Linked DNA regions of Mus musculus: all the other regions are linked to region 2. The links are chromatin contacts, found by Hi-C or POLR2A ChIA-PET in ENCODE. All regions are on one chromosome and are shown on one strand. The core of a region is the stretch at or near the end of the contact, and the rest is flanking DNA. Distances in the headings are between cores, read along the strand shown.

What was found. A loop is a pair of places that touch in the nucleus more often than their neighbours do. ChIA-PET counts read pairs that join two places held with the same protein, here RNA polymerase II (POLR2A).
Region 1: a loop to region 2 is called in a map of heart, with 2.2 times the contacts of the local background. The contact joins the promoter of Lrrc75a here to the promoter of Ubb in region 2. A Hi-C loop is called at or near these places in 1 of 37 maps with a recorded cell type or tissue (heart). POLR2A ChIA-PET finds 5 or more read pairs at or near these places in 4 of 5 experiments (Patski and embryonic stem cell).
Region 3: POLR2A ChIA-PET joins it to region 2 with 14 read pairs in embryonic stem cell. The contact joins the promoter of Ncor1 here to the promoter of Ubb in region 2. POLR2A ChIA-PET finds 5 or more read pairs at or near these places in 5 of 5 experiments (Patski and embryonic stem cell).
Region 4: POLR2A ChIA-PET joins it to region 2 with 11 read pairs in embryonic stem cell. The contact joins the enhancer-like site here to the promoter of Ubb in region 2. POLR2A ChIA-PET finds 5 or more read pairs at or near these places in 4 of 5 experiments (Patski and embryonic stem cell).

The regions. Positions count from the first base shown.
Region 1 is chr11:62,647,105-62,650,574 of GRCm38, reverse strand. Lrrc75a (leucine rich repeat containing 75A) reads left to right here and starts at 2,052. Exons shown (of 4, transcript NM_198861.1): 1 at 2,052-2,430. The coding sequence starts at 2,185. Mmgt2 (membrane magnesium transporter 2) reads right to left here and starts at 1,911. Exons shown (of 2, transcript NM_175002.2): 1 at 1,719-1,911.
Region 2 is chr11:62,549,593-62,552,709 of GRCm38, reverse strand. Ubb (ubiquitin B) reads right to left here and starts at 1,539. Exons shown (of 2, transcript NM_011664.4): 1 at 1,115-1,539; 2 at 1-570. The coding sequence starts at 564.
Region 3 is chr11:62,436,986-62,440,398 of GRCm38, reverse strand. Ncor1 (nuclear receptor co-repressor 1) reads left to right here and starts at 1,884. Exons shown (of 45, transcript NM_001252313.1): 1 at 1,884-2,061. The coding sequence starts at 1,954.
Region 4 is chr11:62,674,659-62,677,910 of GRCm38, reverse strand. No RefSeq gene overlaps it. Among named protein-coding and RNA genes, the nearest start is that of Mmgt2, 28 kb to the right of the region's middle. Within about 2 kb of position 1,995, at least 1 of the 3 ENCODE cell types and tissues checked has a DNase peak (open chromatin) inside an H3K27ac peak, as active enhancers do.

The sequences.
Region 1 (3,470 bases), core at 803-3,302, 97 kb before region 2:
CGGTTCCAGCAAAGAGTTTTCTCAAGTCAGTTTCGGAAGAACTACTCCAGGTGGCTGATCACCTGCAATGTCTGATGAGGTTTGTCCTCTACCAGCCTGCAGGGATATCGACTGGCAATTCTGTTAGACCAGTTTAGCTAGAATCCCTTTATAGATGGTGCTTTCCCTTTGTCATTTCCCATCCATCAACACCCACCCCAGCTGCTTCGCTATAAACTCAAAACCAAGCTGGGTCTCTCTCCCCTAGTGCCAAACCCTACTGAGGATGGTCCTGAATGAATAACAAGTGTCATTACATTTTTTTTTTCCAAAAAGTATTCACCGGTCTAAGAGACAGCTCAGTGGGTAAAAATGCTTGCCTTGCAAGCAGGACTGAGTTTGGTATCCATGACTCATTTTTAAAAAGAATTAAGCTCTAAATTAATTTAAAGATTTTAATTTATAATTTTTTTTAATTTTTAAAGAAAAATTGTCACACGCCCCTATAACCCCAGCACTCAGGAGTCAGAGTCAGGTAAATCTGTAAACTCGAGGCCAGCCTAGTCTATGTAAAAGGTTCCAGATTAGCCAGGGATACATAATGTGATCTACCTTAAAAAAAAAAAAAAAAAAAGGACTGGTGAGCTGGCTCAGTGGGGAGGAGCATTGACTGCTCTTCTGAAGGTCCTGAGTTCAAATCCCGGCAACCACATGGTGGCTCACAACCATCCGTAATGAGATCTGATGCCCTCTTTTGGTGTGTCTGAAGACAGCTACAGTGTACTTACATATAATAAATAAATCTTTAAAAAAGAAAAGAAAAAGTCGTGTGGTCGTACTCACCTAACAATCCTAAATTAGTAAGGTGGAAAATAGGTGGATTTGTGGAGTTCATTGGCCAGGCAAACTAGCCTGCTTGGGGAGTTCCACGCCAGGGAGAAACTTTGTTAAACAAAAAAGCACCAGGGTAAACAGACACAGAAATACACACACACAGTCTTCACCTTCCAACTCTTGACATAAATGTTACTGTGTTACTATCCTAACCTTCCAGAAGGAGCCAGGGATCTGGAAGCCCAAGGCTTTTCTGATACGTATCAGCAGCAGGTGGTGGACTCCAGCCCTCTGGCCTAGAGCAATACTAGCGACCTTAAGAAAGAAAAAATAAATAAATAAATACAAATAAAACTGCTGCCCCTCCTACAGCTAAGAACAGGGCACATGGGCCTCCAAAATACCTTATCCAAGCACCATGGGTTCCCAGGGGGTTGGTAGAAGAAACCCGAGAAGAAGGCAACAAGGAATGTCTAACCAGAAGCCACATTTCCGCTTTGAAGTAGTAGCAGGAAGACTTAAAGGTCTCCTCTCAGCAGTGTCGGAGGGAGAAAAGAATGCAGAGTTCACAAAACTAGAGTATCCAGATCTGTGTCCGTGCACCAACTACCATCACCTACCTGAAAGCCACTGGGGCTCCAAGAAACGAGCATCGGAACCACCCAAGATGCTAGCTAAATGCACATTTCCAGGCCCGGAGAAGAGGCTTGCTCAGTGGGCATTGAGCCAGGCCTGAGATACTACGCTTTAAACCAGCACCTCGGACAATCTGAGATACTGATTCTCTGCAGAGCCCACTCTTGAGAATCTAGACTCTGCGGCGAACAGGACCTCCAAGTTCCGAAGTTTCTCTCCCTCGCTCGGCGCCCCGACCTCCTCCCACCACCGTAATCCCTGGGCCTCACCTAGGCGCGCAGTCAGGAAAGCATCGGGGAACTCACTGACCTTTGCCAGGAAGCCGCGGGCCCCAAGAGGCGCAGCACAGTGTCCGGCAGGGGGCGCTGCACCAGGGACAAAGCAGGGCGGGGGCGCCGGGCACCCCTAGCCCAGAGCCGCGCGGCGGGAAGGAGCGGGCGCCGGAGAGGGAGGGAGACACGCGGCGGCGCGGGGGCGGGGCGGCCGGCGGGGCGGGGCGGGGCCGACGGGCTGGCGGCGAGCGCCGGGACGGGCTGGCGGCGAGCGCCGGGAGAGCGCGCCGGGGCAGCGAGGAGGGAGGAGCGAGGGGAGTGCGGGCCGCAGCCGCCCCCGCCCCCGCCCCGCGCCCGCGCCTCCCGCGCGCAACAGTTCCCCCAAAGTTGCGGCCGGGGAGGCGCGAAGCCGGCGGGGGACGCGGCCTTAGCCCGGCGCGCGCAGCCCCAGGCGGGCGGCGGCATGGGCACTCGGCAGACCAAGGGCAGCCTGGCGGAGAGAGCCAGCCCCGGCGCGGCGCCCGGCCCCCGCCGCGAACGACCCGACTTCTGGGCGTCGCTGCTGCTGCGCGCCGGGGACAAGGCGGGGCGCGCGGGCAGTGGGCTACCCCCCTATCACCGGCGCGTCGGCATGGTCCAGGAGCTGCTGCGGATGGTGCGCCAGGGCCGGCGGGAGGAGGCGGGGACGCTGCTGCAGCACCTGCGCCAGGTGAGCGCGGGGAGGGGGCATGGGGGGCGCGGCGGCTCCCGGAGCGCCCCGCCCCTACGAGGGGGGTGACAGGAGAGCGCCGGGAGGCACCGCCCAGGGTCCCCGTTTCGCGGGGATGGAGCGGTGTGTCAGCAGGTGCCTCTGTGTTTCCTGCTGAATTTGGGGCCTCAGGCTAGGGTGAGGAAGGCTGACCTGTCCAGGTAGGTAAAGGGGACCTGTTGGACCATTGTCCCTGCTCCTCTCCTCCACAAGTCCCCAGGGATAGTTGATGAGAGAGGATACAGAGAGGAATGCCTGGTCTGGGCCAGAGTTTTCTTCCTCTCTGCTCACAACCTATCACCCTCTTGCAAGGGTCCCCAGGGAATGCGCAGTTATCTGTTTAAGCCAGCTTCTGAGGTATGTCCCTAGGACCAGTAAGATTTCAGCCCCTAGATCGTTTGCAACCAATATTGTGTCTTGTGGTTTCATCTCCCCTAACTTTGGCTGGTCCTTGCAGTGAGACCCCGGCAGAAGTCTTGGTCAGAATGAAGCTAGGCTTGGTTTCTTGGCCAGCAGGAACTGTACTGTACTCTCTCAGCCTGGTCCTGATTCACTGACTAAGGGGCATACTACACATCTGACCAATAGTCCCCTTCAATAGTCCCCTCTATTGAAGGGCTGGTGCCTCACCCACCTCTCGTTTTTTTGTTTTCCTTTCTCATTTTCTTCCGGGGAAAGTGGTAGCCTGTACTATAGGGTCTTGCTGAGTGGCAGAGGCAGGAGGGTGCATAGGTGCTCGGTGGAACAGTGATCAGATCGGTTTGGTCTGGCTTTGTGTCACGGACTCGCACAGACGTTATATTTTTGTGCAGACCTTATATTCTTGGAGGACCCCTGTAGATAAACAGTGTGCTGAAAATGGGGGAGGGGAAACCTCAGCTGACCTTTGTGAGGTTTTCCCATTACTGATAGAAGAAGCTGTAGGGACAACTTCCTGGGAGGAGCTTCCAGGATCTAATTGGATCCACATCTCCCTGGATTCTGAACCATGGCTTCCCTCA
Region 2 (3,117 bases), core at 290-2,789:
GATGCCCTCTTTATCCTGGATCTTGGCCTTCACGTTCTCGATGGTGTCACTGGGCTCCACCTCCAGGGTGATGGTCTTGCCAGTCAGGGTCTTCACGAAGATCTGCATGCCACCCCTCAGACGGAGGACCAGGTGCAGGGTTGACTCTTTCTGGATGTTGTAATCAGAGAGGGTGCGGCCATCTTCCAGCTGCTTGCCGGCAAAGATCAGCCTCTGCTGGTCAGGGGGGATGCCCTCTTTATCCTGGATCTTGGCCTTCACGTTCTCGATGGTGTCACTGGGCTCCACCTCCAGGGTGATGGTCTTGCCGGTCAGGGTCTTCACGAAGATCTGCATGCCACCTCTCAGGCGAAGGACCAGGTGCAGGGTTGACTCCTTCTGGATGTTGTAATCAGAGAGGGTGCGGCCATCTTCCAGCTGCTTGCCGGCAAAGATCAGCCTCTGCTGGTCAGGGGGGATGCCCTCTTTATCCTGGATCTTGGCCTTCACGTTCTCGATGGTGTCACTGGGCTCCACCTCTAGGGTGATGGTCTTGCCGGTCAGGGTCTTCACGAAGATCTGCATTTTGACCTTGAATTTAAAAGGTAAAAATTTAAAAGCCTACTAAAATCTTCGATTCCCTACAAAATACTTCTACTCAAAACTCCTCCCCTTTTTGTCATAACATAAAACCTGTTTTGTCATGGTTTCAAACTGCTAAACCTTTCCAAAACACTAAACTGGCATTTGGAACATTCATCAACTGCGGGGCATCCAAGTTCGCTAACAATAGACATGATAAATTGAAAATAAAAAATATCCAGACCAGAAGCCATCGATAAAAATTCAAGTAATAAACAATGCCCGAGTGAGAAGTACCTCTTTTCTGCCTCCCCCCACTGAAATAACCACGATGGACTCTCCATCGGTTAAGCGTCCGTTAAGCTCCCTGGCGCGCGCGCCAGGGCCGCCCCCGCTCCGCGCACGCGACCAAGGCCCACTCTTCCCGGAAGGCCCGTTGCCGCGTCACGTCACCTCGCTCCCCTCCCCCACCCCAAGAAAAAAAAGGCCCGCTTAGCACCACGTAAGCCCCCTCTCTAAATCCTCCCATGATTCAAACGCCGTAGACAAATACCTGTTAACAAATGTGATGAAAGCACAAACCGCCCAGCGCGTCGAAACACCCTCACAGAAAGACCGCCGAACCGGACAAAGCCTCTCGTCACTGAGCTCAGTGGCCGCGCGAGCCGCTATTTATGCAGCGTCTGTTGCGTGACTGCTCACTCCTACGTAGCTGTTGTCTTCCTGCGCCACCGAAAGTAGTTCCGCGGGCCCCCACCTCCCCCAGACCAATTAGGCGTTTTTGCCGAGCTCCCGATTCTTCAGAACCAAAGAAAAGAGTACTACCAAACGAGAGACACTGTATTCCCGGCGTCTCGTCTCCTCTCGTGCAAAAAATTGAAAAAATCATCACGCGGATGAATCCAAGTTAAAGGGCCCTCCCTCGAAAGCTCTGGAAACCTCCTTGCGGCGCCAGCGCTGATTGGTGAGGAGTCAAAGATGAGGCCGACGCTGATTGGTGGAGGTCGCGGGCCGCTCGATTGTTGCTGGGCTCGGTTCTCGGGCAGTTTAACGTCGACGTTGCTAAGTAACCGAGTGCGCATGTGCGGGCGCTCGCCTTAGCGAAATACTGATGTTTCCTGCTTGAGGTGGGGGAGGGGCGTCTTCTCTTCCCGCGTCCGGAACCCCGCGTCCCGAGTTCCCCGTGGTTCTCTCGCACCCATCGCTCGGCGGCTTTACGCCACAGGGTGAATTGCGACCTCACCCTGCTCCCCCTGGCTGGACTCTAGCTTCGCCCAGGCCCCCTCCAGTATGAGCATTGATGCTTCCGTAGCCAGTGTTTTTAGTTGTTTTGTCTTGTGGCTTAGCCGCCCACGGGCCCAGATGTGGGTGGGAGTGGGGTGGCTGCCGGGCTGGAAGCTGAGGATTTAGCCAGAGACCCAGCCCAGAGCCCGGCCGGACTTACAGATTCTCTCCCTCCCCAGCAATCTACAAACAAAGGAAGGAAAGAGGAGAAATGCCTATTAGACTCAGTACCCGGGGTTCACCCACCTCTCCCATTGGGATGTCTATTGTGCAAAGGAAGGGAAGGGGCCCGTTAATCCTAGAACCTCAACCTCAGGACTAGGTTCTGAGGTTTTGGGTGTGGTTGCTTTTCCCTCATCGAGATCAACAAGGAAGGAGCAGAACTGCTCGGATTGCTTTGTCATGCGGAGTCACGAGGATGGCCATGTAAACAGTTTTGTTTGCATAGGCTACCGGCTTCCGTACAGTAAGAAGTCTAGCTACGCTAACAGATTAAACTTCACTCTGTAAAGGTTTACGAGTTATTACCATATTACTGAAGGAAACGTTAGGAACATAGCTGGTTTGCCTAGCATGAACCAAAAGCTCCAGTTTGATTCCCCAGCCCAAAGTCTGCTTTCTAGAATAAAGAGCAGGTAGAATTTTATTTGAAGTGAATTGAAATTCAGAAAATGTCTCCTTTGCATAGTATTTTATTTTTATTAGGAAGCATGAGTCGGACCTTGTTTCAACAAGCAGAGTATGTCTGAGTCAGACATTTTGAGGCACAGACTCAGCCAGAGTGCTGATCTTATGATTGATGCGATGACTTCATTGGGGTAAGTTCCAGCAATTGCCAGACGGGTTATTGCTTCCTAGTTTGTTTTGTTTTCAAAGTAGATCGTTTGGTGACTTCAACCCAGTAATAATATTTCAAAAGAATGGCATCTGGACAAGATAGATTTTTTTTTCCGTAGCATAGTTTTTGTTGCTTGTGCTGTGTTCACCCCTAGCCCCACCCCTTGGAGACTGGCCATCACTCTGTAGCCCTGGTTGGCCTGGGATGACTATGTAAATCAAGAGCTCACAAGAGATTCTCTTGGTTCTGTCTTCCGAGTGTTGGAATTAAAGACACGGACCATCGTGCCCAGCATGATGTAAACAGATTTTTTTAAAAAGTATTTTATATCTGAGTGTTTTCCTTGTATGTATGTCTATATAGTACCTGTGTATCTGGTACCTGAGGAGCTCAGGAGGGTACCAGATACCCTAGAACTATACAGACTGCTGAGT
Region 3 (3,413 bases), core at 635-3,134, 110 kb after region 2:
GAGTTAGGGGAAGGGGATTGCAATCCCATAGGAAGAACAACAGTGTCAACTAACCTGGACCCCTGGGAGCTCCCAGAGACTAAGCCACCAACCAAAGAGCATACATGGGCTGGTCCGTGGCCTTCACATATGAAGCAGAGGACTGCCTTGTCAGGGAAAGGGAAAGGATGAACCTAATCCTGTAGAGACTTGATGCCCCAGGGAAGGGGGTTGCTGGGGGAGGAGAAGGGAAGGATGTGAGGAGGGGTGAGTAGGTGGGTAGCGTCGCATCCTCTCAGAGACAAAGGGGAGGGTGAATGGAGTGGGAGGGGTACAGGGAAGGGGGGCAACATTTGAAATGTAAATAAATAAAGTAATAAAATAATAATAAGAAAGAAAGAAAAACAGTTATGCTCTTTTTGTACCAGAAAACCTGTGAGTGTTTAAGAAGATAGATGTTAGCTGGGCGTGGTGGCGCACGCCTTTACTCCCAGCACTTGGGAGGCAGAGGCAGGCGAATTTCTGAGTTCGAGGCCAGTCTAGTCTACAGAGTGAGTTTCAGGACAGCCAGGGCTACACAGAGAAACCCTGTCTCGAAAAAAACAAACAAAAAAACCCCTTGAAGTCTAATATTTTTTAAATGTAGGAATGGAGAAAATCTTTAAAAACTTGTAACAGGCATTCCAGAACACAAAGATGCCACATAAAGATGGATGTAATTAATATTTAGTATATATGTGTGTGTGTATATGAGAAAGGGCTCTTAACTTTCAGACAACCTACCAAACCCACTTGGTCACTCTTTTCTCCTGGCCTCAGTTCTGTACCACCCTCTCTCTGTCTCCTTCAGTCTCTTTGACTTTGGTAGGTTTGCTTTGTGTAATTCCATCATGCATACTGGAGCTGTTTCAGAAACTAGGACATGGGACATACTAGCTGAGACTGGCTTTCTAAGATCACCCTGCTCATCCTGCTCACCTGTTTACTATCTTATATACATGCTTTATTATAAATATAATACTATTTTTCACTCTCCGGTGATTGTTCTTTATTGTCTTGTGTCCTCTCACAGTAAGGAAGCATGCCTTGGTCATTCTGTGCCAGCTGTTAGAACAGTATAGGTTTATAGAAGTGTGTAGGAAACAAGGTATTTTACCTTTTCTCTTAAATATTTATTATGGAGACATTAAAATGTAGAATGTTAAAATAGAAATAGTATACACAAATCACATATAAGAGTGTGAGTGTATTTAATGCTATTTTATAGTTTCATATGTTTTACATGGTTAGGAAACAATACCCTCTACTCCATACCATTGTTATTGTATCATCAGTTGATAGACATGGCATTTGGGTTGTTACCAAGATTTTAGTAAAAATCTACTTAGCCTGAATTCATTAAAGGAGGGCTTTTAAATAAGGACAAGGAAAGGCCAGTGCTGTGCATGGGCACTGCCCCTGGAAAGACAAGACAAAAGTCAGAGCTGTTCCTGCACTGTCCTAGGGGCTACAGTGTCTTCTGTGTATCTACCGTAGTCTGTGTAGAGTAAAAGATACATTGTTTCAAACTTTATACTGCATTTTTAAGTATATTTGGTGTTTGATCTACATATATATCTGTGTGAGAGAGTCTGATCCACTGGAACTTGAGGTATAGACAGTTGTGAGCTGCTATGTGGTGCTGGGAATTGAACCCCCATCTTCTGCAAGAGCAGTCAATGTTCTTAACTACAGAGCCGTATCTCCAGCTTTCCTTATCAAACATTAATAACCTCTTTCAAGTAAATATTTGAGGAGCTTTGCCTGGAAATTGTGGTTTTGTTTGTATAGCTGCAGTTATAATTTATTAGAAGGACATTTCACGTTTTTAGTACTTAAGAATTCTCTTTTTCTGTTCTATGTAGGTTGCTTCCTAGAAACATGGTTGTTTGTTGGACTTGATCTCACAGCCCAGTGAGGACGTCTTTACTGATAATGTCAAGTTCAGGTTACCCTCCCAACCAAGGAGCTTTCAGCACAGAGCAAAGTCGTTATCCTTCACATTCTGTCCAGTATACCTTTCCCAGTACCCGACACCAGCAGGTAAGGCATAAATAATGGCTGTCAAGATGTGTGTGTGTGTGTGTGTGTGTTGTGTTTTTACCTTTCCCATGTATTAGATTTATTGACTAGTAACAGAATGTGTTTGTTACTTTTTTTTTTTAATGGCAAAAACCATTCATAGCTGGGCATCGTGGAACATTCCTATAATTCTAGCATTTGAGGATCAGAGGCTGGAAGTTGGGAGTTCAAGGCCCCATTTGGTTGTGTAGTAAATTTGAACCCAGCCAGGGATAAATGAGACTCCATCTAAAAATATACATATGTGCATATTTAATATATACCTGTCTCCAGATATTGTATGTTAATATACACACACAGACACAGGCACAGAGCCGTCTATCTATTTATCAATGAGGATCCAAAGTTAGAGAATTAGTTATCTGTCTTCTAACTGTGGTTTTCTGCTACATTTCAGATAGTGAATGTTGCTCTTAAGTTTTCTTTTTACATTTACTTATTTTGTGTGTGCAGATGCTCTAGCAGACATGTAGAGGTCTGAGAACTTGCTAACATATAGGTTCCAGGGATTGATCTCAGATTGTCAGGCTTGGCTATAAGTGCCATCATCTGCTGAGCCATCTCACTAGCCCCATCTCTCTGATTTCAATTGTTAGAATTATTTATAAGTAAGAGTAAGTTGTCTGCAGTTTCTAGGCTAACAACCATATTTGTATTCCATGTTCTGGTTGAATTTGAAGTTGGCTAGATAATTTAGCCTATCCTTAGTTTTAGAATAAACGTCTCTACTTCAGTGATAGATTTGATGGTAGGAATGTGAAAAATGTCTTTTTCTTTTTTTTTTTAAGATTTATTTATTATGTATACAGCATTCTGCCTATATGCATGCTTGTAGGCCAGAAGAGGGCATCAGATCTCGTTATAAATGGTTATGAGCTACCATGTGGTTGCTAGGGATTGAACCCAGAACCTCAGGAAGAGCACCCAGTGTTCTTAACCTCTGAACCATCTCTCCAGCCCGAAAAAATTTCTATAAGTAACAACCTTTTGAAAAATGAAATCCTAAGTGAAACTGCCAGCTTGATGGACAAAGGCTAGCAATGTAAAAGATTTAAAGAAAAATAGAAAAGGAATGTTGGGTACAGTGGTACCTTGTAACCCTAGACCTCAGCAAATGAAAGCAGGTAGGTGTATTTCAGGTTCAAGGCCACTCTGGACTACATAGACAGATTCTGTCTGAAAAATAAACAAAACAAGGAAAGGAAGAACTCTGTCTTAGTTAGGGCTTCTGTTGCTGAGAGAAAACACCATGACCATAAGCAGCTTGTGGGAAGAAAGGGTTTTTGTTGCTTGTCTTTTTGTCTGTTTTGCCT
Region 4 (3,252 bases), core at 746-3,245, 120 kb before region 2:
TGAGTTAGTCACAGAAAGATGAATAAGGTACACCGAGGAGTCAAGTCTCAGAAACAGAAATAAAAGTGACTGCCAGAGGCTAGGGAAGAGCAGGGAATTACGGTTTGAAGGGCGGGGTTTCAGTAGGTAATGTAGTTTAGGTCTGAAGTGTCCCCAAAGGCTCATGTCTTAAAGGCTTGGTATCAGTGTGAAGTGTCCTTAGGAGGTGGTGGAGCCTGTGAAAGGTAGAGCCAAGTGGGAGGAAATTAGGTCACTTGAGATATGTCCTTGAAGAGGATGTTGGGAGGCCACCCATTCCCTCCTTCCTGCCCAGATGCTCTGCCTCACTTCTGTGAAATGCTTTTCTCTAACCATAACAGTTTTGCCATCTTCAGCAGAGTAGCCATGGCTGCTCACAGGGCACCCTCCAGATCAGGCTTGCTACCTTCTCTCAAAAAAAAACAAGGGGAGAGGAGGGTCATCAGACTCCCATCCAAGATTGTCGCCGCTCCCAGCTGCACCTGCTCCCGGCTGTGCCAGTCTTAGGACGTGTTAGTGTACACAGAGAGTGGAGGGTTAACTGAAGGGGAGTCTGAGTATGTAACTGTGGGAGTCATTATCCATGATGGGACAGGATGTTTCTGTAATATGGCTAACCCACACTCCTCTGAGTAACTCTTCACCCTTGGTTCTACACGCCAAATAAACTCACTGATTCACCAAGGCAGACCTGAACAGACACATCTCTTTGATTGGTCATTGGTGCTTTGTCTGGGGTCAAAAACAAAAACAAAAACAAAAACATTTGTTTATGTCTCCCTGGGGGAAGTTCCTGCAACACTTACCGCAGGCCCAGAAGCAGCAGAGAGAGAGCTGAGCACCTCTGAAACTACGTGACCCATAGGTCTTCCCTCCCAAGCTACACAGAACACAGGAAGCGTCTTCAGAGTGAGTCTTTTTTTTTTTTTTTTTTTTTTTTGGTTGGTTGTTTTGTCTTGTTTTTTGTTCCCAGGCAGGGTTTCCCTGTGTAGCCCTGGCTGCCCTGGAACTGACTCTGTAGGCCAGGCTGGCCTGCAGCTCACAGAGATCCACCTGCCTCTGCCTCCTGAGTGCTGGGATTAAAGGTGTGTATCCCCACCACCTGGCTCCAGAGTGAGTCTTGCAGCCACCTTGTCTATGATGTCACAAGCTAGCAAGAACCCATTCTTTGTGAATGCAGTTGTCCCCCTCATCTGAGAGGGCTATCTTCCAAGACCCACAGTGGGTGTTCAAAACAGAAGATAGATAGTAGCAAACCTTATGTACACTCTGCTTTTTCTACACACACTCCGCATACCATTTACTTTAACATACTAGACCCAGGAAGAGATTACCAACAACAGTAAGATAGACTATGGCAAAATTGCCAGCATCCCTAGTGTTGCACTTTGAAGACATTATTGAGTAAAATATAGGCAACTTGAACACCAGCGTGTGAGACCATGGCAGTCATACCGACAACAGGGATGGCTATTAGCACATGTACACAGAGACACTGGACCAATGGGCGGTTCTTGTCCTGAGTGGGATAGAGCGGGACAGAGCCAAATTCATCATAATATCAGAATAAGGCACAATCAGACAATGTTCATGTCTAGAATCTTCCATTTAAGGCTTCGTCCTAAGTGAAGAGAAAAGCCTGCTCTGTGAAGCCAGCCAGCCTCTGAGGGCATTTACAGCTGGTGACATAGCTGGAGGATGGTGACACTCTTCTTGCAGACGCCAAAAGTCATGCAGCTTTCTCTGCAACGTTGATTAGGTAGCTGAAGTGAGCGAGCGAGGGAGGGCATGCTGCCTAGGATTAGGCCTCAGCGCAGAGTGGCATTCCATTTGCTGCTTTCCTCTTTCCCCCCCTGAAAACACTCTTTTCTCTTAGGTGTCCTGCCTGCCGGGTCTGTTCATAATCCTCTTATCCATCCACCAGATGGCAGGAGAGGGATGCTAAACAAATCCTCCGCCCTCCAGGCACTGCACAGTCCACAGGCAGTCACAACACCAAAGCGCCCTAACTTCCTGTTTAACGGTGCTTTCGGACTGTGAGGAGAGAGTGGCTGAAGTGGCTCAGATCCAGTTGGGGGCTCCGATACGGCGGATGCCTCAGGGTTATTTCCTGAGGTACAATTACAGCAACACCAATGTGAAGGGCAAAGGAGAGAGGGATCTTGGGAAGGGAGAAAGCGGGGCTGAGCAGAAGCTCTGGACCGAGCTTTGCAAACCACTGTGGCAGAGGTGACAGTCCCCCTTCACAAGCTTCATGACCCCACCTTGTTGATCTGCCTCCTCAAGACTACTGGGCATGTAGGCATGGTGGTGCACATCTGTGGTCCCAGCACTCACAAGGCAGAAGCAGAAGGATCTGGAGTACAGGGCCATCCTCAGCTACATAGCAAGTTCGAAGCTAGCCTGGGCTACATAAAAGATGATCGTGATGATAATGATACAACTAATAGGTAGGAGAGGCTAGCCCCAACAAGGACGCCTGTGGCATGCTACAAAGGCTCCCCAACCTTTTTACTGGGCCCCCTGGGGACATTTGAAAGCAGACATACCAGAAAACAGCAAGCACACAGACAGAGCTTGAGTTGTGTGAAATGCGGGAAGATGCGGGTGTGGATACGGCACTGTTGTGGTGAATCCTAAGAATGCGTTACCTCTTCTCCCTGGTGTGTGGGGATTTTGCAAAGCATTTTCCCATGTGTGCCAACAGCGTCACCAAGGCCAGGCACGATGAGCAGACTGAACCAAAGTTCCCAGATTCCATTCTCTCAGAAGATGCTGGTGCACAGGTGACTGCCCGCCCCCTCCGCGCCACCCTGAATCACCAGATGCACAATACTTTCCCTTGAGGGCCTGATCTTCTACCCCGCAGGACCTCCCTGAGTTCTGGCAACCTGACTCTTCCCTGTCTGTTATTCTCATGGCCTCTTGCTGTATCCATTACGCTGGTTATTAAGCTTTGCAGATTTGACTCTTTGGGTCTTCCAACATCTGCGCAAACAATTCTTTATATTAAATATTCAGTTTTGAGAGGGGTGGGGGTGGGGCGAGGCACAGCTCCGTAGCTGGTTAAAGCTGGGATGAAATCAGCAGATGCTGGCTCCTGCCTCGAAGCTATTCACTTACTACCGATGAGGGCTTTAGAAAAGATACCGATAAAATTTCCCCCAGTTCCCCTCTGTCCCTGTCAAACTCCCTGCTCCATCATTTACCAGCAGTGTGACCGTAGGAATGTGG